Linked DNA regions of Homo sapiens: region 2 is linked to region 1. A link is an interaction called in ENCODE POLR2A ChIA-PET data of the cell type or tissue named here. Cell type or tissue: Panc1. All regions are shown on one strand. Links, peaks and the distances in the headings refer to the core of each region. The heading gives the core; the rest is flanking DNA.

Region 1 (2,931 bases), core at 300-2,799:
AGCACTTTGGGAAGCCAAGGTAGGCAGATCACAAGGTTGAGACCATCCTGGCCAACATGGTGAAACCCTGTCTCTACCAAAAATACAAAAATTAGCTGGGCATGGTGGCGGGCACTTGTAATCCCAGCTACTTGGGAGGCTGAGGCAGGAGAATCACTTGAACCCGGAAGGCAGAGGTTGCAGTGAGCTGAGATTGTGCCATTGCACTCCAGCCTGGGCAACAGAGTGAGACTCTGTCTCTAAAACAACAAAACAAACAAACAAACAAAATACAAAAACACTTGTGTATAGTTACTTACGCCCACATGTAAAAGTACATTTGTGTATAGATAGTTATGTCCACACATAAGAACTCTGATGAAAAAACCAAATAACTAAATAAATAATGAGACATTCCATGTTCATGGATAGGAGTACTCATCAATATGTCAGTTCTTCCTAGCTTGCTTTATAGATTAAACACAATTCCAGTAAAAACCCTAGCGAGTTATTTTGTAGATAACAACAGATTCTAAAATGTATATGGAGAGGAAAAAGTATCAGAATAGCCAACTGAAACTTTACTTCTTAGGATAGAGTGACCTCATCCAAGCTCCTTCAATGTCAGACTGGAAACTGGGAATCTTTCAGAGGCTTTTCAGTGTACTTTTTGTCACTTCTGTGTTTGTAAAAAGGCTGCAGTCACAAAAATAACAGCTAGTTTGATGTTTAATATGTACCAGGTATTGTGTTATGTACTTTATATACATTAGTATACCTCTTATAACAAATCAATGGATTAGGAAACCATTATTAGGGTCATATTAACAATGAGGAAACTGGGTCAGGCATGGTGGCTCACACCTGAAATTCCAGCTGCATTGGGAGGCCAAGGCAGGAGGATTACTTAAGCCCAGGAGTTTGAGACCAGCCTGGACAACATGATGAGACCTCCTCTTTACAAAAAATTGAAACATTAGCTGTGCATAGTGGTGTGTGCTTGTGGCCCCAGCTACTCAGGAGGCTAAGGCGGGAGGATTGCTTGAGTCTAGAAGGTCAAGGCTGCAGTGAGCCATGTTTGCACCACTGCACTATAGCATGAGTGAAAGAATGAGATCCTGTCTCAAACAAACAAACAAACAAACAAACAAACAATAAAGAAACTGAAGCTCAGCATTTAAGTCACAGAGTTACAGAGTTAGCAAGTAGTAAAGCTTAGGTTTGAACTTGTAGTAGAGCCTGGGTTTGAACCCAAGGAGTCTGGCTTCAGATCTTACATTCCTGAGCAATAGGCTGAGTTGATTCATATCACACAATATTACTTCTTTCAAAGGTAGCAGGTGGGAGAAGGAAGGAGTTAATAACAGGATTTCTCTCACTTAATAGTGTCTATGATTCCTCTAAGGGTTTCACTGAATAAAGGCACCTCTCTTATTGCAGTTTATTCATCATAAGCAGAATTTCATAATTTTTCTCCTTATTCTTATTTATATCATGTTGTACTAATCTGTAGAATATTAAAATCACTGTCATTTATTACTCCTGCCTCAAATTTTTTTTCTGAAATCATTGCTGCCATCTTAGAAAACTTACAAATTTATAGCAAAAAATAAATGAGAGTCGGTGGCTCAAGCCTGTAATCCCAGCACTTTGGGAGGCCGAGGCGGGTGGATCACGAGGTCAGGAGATCGAGACCATGCTGGCTAACAAGGTGAAACCCCTTCTGTACTAAAAAACAAAAAATTAGCTGGGTGCAGTGGTGGGCACCTGTAGTCCCAGCTACTCGTGAGGCTGAGGCAGGAGAATGGTGTGAACTCGGGAGGCGGAGCTTGCAGTGAGCCAAGATCGCGCCGCTGTACACCAGCTTGGGTGACAGAGCGAGACTCCATCTCAAAATAATAATAATAATAATAAACAAATAAATGAGAGTGTAAAGAGAGGTTCCTTTCATTCTATTCATTTTGACAGGTCACCTCCTTCTTGTTTAATTCTGTTTGAGATATCAAAGGCATTTATTCACAGCAATGCAAAAGGTATACACTGGGTTTTGAAATTCATTAATAAGTCTTCACCCTCCTTTGGTATAATGGCCCTTGGATTTTATCTTCTGCCATTCATCTATCCTCCAGCTACATGCTTGTTTTTCTCTTTTAATTTGCAGACTCAAAGGAGTGAGTCACAATTTTATCTCCTTTCCTATGAGTAGAATATTTTTGTCCATCCTTAATATAAAAAGTAAAAGTGATAAAGGCAAATTACATGCTTTGATTGTTTTGCATCTCTGCTTGAAAAATTATTTTTAAACCCTTCTTAAATGAAAAATGTTATTAACTAATTTAACACAGAGATTATTTTAAAGCCAGTACACTCCACCTTTCAGTAAATAATGATAAGAATGTTATTGCATGTTACTTGAACTAGTGTACCTTTACTTGGGTTAAAATAGCACACCACGTTTAAAGTAATCGGATGGGGATGATTATAAAGTTTAGAGCACTATATCTTCATGATTTTGAACTAATCTGAATTTCTATTCAAATTTTAATTCTTTCTCCTGCATTTTATGTCATTCTCATTGATTTTTACATGTAGATATGGAGTGGAAAGCCATTATGCTCAGATAAGTCTCATTCAAATTTATTTGATAATCATTGAGAATTGTGATGTTCGGGAACTCTAATGAGCACTTTGGATTCACTATTTCATTCAGCTTTCATAGAAATCCATGAAGGAAGGTATAGTCTTCCATTTTAGTTGAGCAAATTCGGTTTAAAAAAAGTTAAATTTTTTATTGGTGGTTAAATTTTTAACTAAATGGGAGAACTAGGGTGAATCATCTGGTGAAATTAAATCACACACTTACTGAATAGAGGGGGAAGGAGAGACAACTTTCAACATGCTGTGGGGAGGGACAGGACTTATGAAACCTTGGTAGAGAGTGGTGTTAGAGCA
Region 2 (2,931 bases), core at 105-2,604, 490 kb after region 1:
GCCTGAACCAATTCCTTAAAATGAATCTCTTTACACGGCCAGGCATGGTGGCTCACACCTGTAATCCCAGCACTTTGGGAGCCCGAGGCGGGCAGATCACAAGGTCAAGAGATCAAGACCATCCTGGCCAACATGGTGAAACCCCGTCTCTACTAAAAATACATAAATTAGCTGGGCGTGGTGACAGGCGCCTGTAGTCCCAGCTAATCGGGAGGCTGAGGCAGGAGAATTGCTTGAACCCGGGAGGCGGAGGTTGCCATGAGCCGAGATCACGCCACAGCACTCCAGCCTGGCAGCAGAGCAAGACTTCATCCAAAAAAAACCCCAAAAAACCTGTTTACACAACCACTCACACATACGTTTTGACAGACCTTTACACAGTATGTGAACATGGCATATATATATATACACACACACACACATATATATGTACACACACATACATGTGTATATATATATGTACACACACATACATGTGTATATATACACACACACACACACATCCTCGCTCCATTGAGAATCCCTAGAAGCAATGCCACCAGAGTAGTAACAAGCACCCTCAACACCCAGACCCTGGTGTCTAAATACTGTTCTCCAGTAAAAACTAATGAGAGTTCATTGAGAAAATGGCTAATTTTAGTATCGAGCAGAAAAATAAAAGATGGGTCTAGAGCATCTTGTAGTTTCAAAAAGTAAAGTAGTCAAAAACAAAAGAATGTGATCACTTAAAAAGGACATGAATAGGCCGGGCGCAGTGGCTCACACCTGTAATCCCAGCACTTTGAGAGGCCGAGGCGGGTGGATCACGAGGTCAGGAGATAGAGACCATCCCGGCTAACATGGTGAAACCCCGTCTCTACTCAAAATACAAAAAATTAGCCAGGCGTGGTGGTGGGCGCCTGTAGTCCCAGCTACTCCGGAGGCTGAGGCAGGAGAATGGCATAAGCCCAGGAGGCAGAGTTTGCAGTGAGCTGAGATCACGCCACTGCACTCTAGCCTGGGCAACAGACCGAGACTCCGTCTCAAAAAAAAAAAAAAAAAAGGACATAAATAACCTGAAAGGGCTCTCAATGGCCAAAGCTACAACAATTTGAGGCACAAATACATAATATAACATAGTACTGGATTATAACCTCAAGTATAAAGTAAGTATACATGAATACATGCTGATATAAAACAAATGACTGAATGTTTCTTTCAGAAGAATTCCAAATAATATGTGTAGATAATCCCCAGTATAGGAGGTGGAGCTTAATTCCTATCTCCAACTCCAATGACTCACTTCCAAAGAATAGAGCAAGAGAAAGAATAACAGTAACTGCACAATGGAGAAACCTGGAAAACACTACTTTAGCCTAATAATCAAGGATAACCTCATGAGTGGTATAATCTGGATACCATGTACTTCCATTGTGATATGAAGAAAAGGGGACTTCAACTCTGTTCTAATCTTTCCAAAACCTATAACCACAGTCTATTCATGAAAAATACAGAAAAACCCAGATTAGAAGACATTGTGCAGAATACCTGGCCAGCACTCCTCAAGATTATCAAGGTCATGCAAAGAAAGAAAAGAAAGAGAAACTCCTGCAGACCAGAAGAGACGGGGAAGACATGAAGACTAAATGCAGTGTGGTACCCTGGGTTGGATCTGGCACATAAAGAGAACATTAATAAAACACCTGGTGAAAGCCATAAAGCCTGGAGTTCAATTAGTTATAATGTACGATGTCAGTTCCTTAGTTCTGATAAATTTATCATGGCCATGTCAGATGTTAACAATGAGGGTAATTGCATGAAGGTTTTGAGAACTGTCTGTAATATGTCACCTTTCTGTAAATCTAAAATCATTACAAAATAGGGTTGTTTTGGAAGGTAGCATCAATCTAAAAAATCTAAATAGTAGAGATGGGCTTACAATGAAAAATAATATTTTCTGGCCATTGGATCCTTTCCTCTAGTCCTGTTCTCCACTTTTAAACATTTATAATGGTCTATATTAATATTTCTTAATTTTAGAGATTATCTTTGATGTTCATGGAATTATAGGTGGAAGTAGAGACCTCATATAACATTTGCTGTTGATCGTCTCTCCCTGTGAGAGATTATTTATTTGTTTAGTTTTTTGTTATAAATAATATTCTTACACTTTTATTTCATCAACAATAAACAAAATTTCTTGAATACACATTTTATAGGATGTGTATATTATTACTACCCACAACTTCTTCAGCTCTTATCAAACTTCCTCTCGTTAGTAGCTAGAATATTTTATCATGTGTTGTCAAAATTAGTTACATTTTATTTCATTTTGTAGCCAAAATTAACCCTTCTGTTGTTTTCTATAGCTAGTTTATAAAATTGAAAAGCAGTAAGAAGTACTGTTATGTCCATCTAAATGATGTCTATGTGGAACCAAGGGGTAGGCTGTGATAACATTTTCTTTCCTATCTAGTGCTATTCATTTCATCAATTTACTTTTTTCCTTTTTTTCTGCAATATAAAGGTGACTATCTTTTTTTTCCTTGTAGCTGATATCATGTTTCATGTTTTTCAGAATTCTCAAAAATAACAAACCTGTGATATCCCCCTTTTTTTTTCCCTCCTGAAACGATTCTTTTCTCTAACATTCATTCTTCTGCTTTGATCTGGGCTGATTATTCTATAAACCAAGTGGTACAATTCTACATGACTGTTGAGGGTTAGATTCTCCATTTTCCTTATTCAGTATGTCTATCTTCCTCTTTTTGTATATTTGTATACTCCCTGTTTTCTTCTGGAATGCATATTTCAGAAGCTTCCTAAGAAAGGCTGTGTGGAAAGTAATATTAAAATATCTTAATTTTGTGCCAGTGACTACTTAGTCCACCATTCTCTCCACACAGTCCAAGATGAAGATTGGTTAACTTTGAAGACATTGTAGCATTTTAT

What was found. Peaks named below come from ENCODE experiments on the same cell type or tissue, not always from the same donor. Only the 100,000 strongest peaks of a DNase experiment are listed, where the experiment ranks them.
Region 2: POLR2A ChIA-PET joins it to region 1 with 10 read pairs; 2 of 35 experiments call an interaction of 5 or more read pairs at or near these places.

Annotation. Positions count from the first base shown.
Region 1 is chr7:80,437,186-80,440,116 of GRCh38, forward strand. No RefSeq gene overlaps it. Among named protein-coding and RNA genes, the nearest start is that of GNAT3, 73 kb to the right of the region's middle. In Panc1, for the core only: no CTCF peak of the experiment used is centred there; no DNase peak of the experiment used is centred there.
Region 2 is chr7:80,931,458-80,934,388 of GRCh38, forward strand. No RefSeq gene overlaps it. Among named protein-coding and RNA genes, the nearest start is that of SEMA3C, 14 kb to the left of the region's middle. In Panc1, for the core only: no CTCF peak of the experiment used is centred there; no DNase peak of the experiment used is centred there; H3K27ac peaks cover 1,253 bases.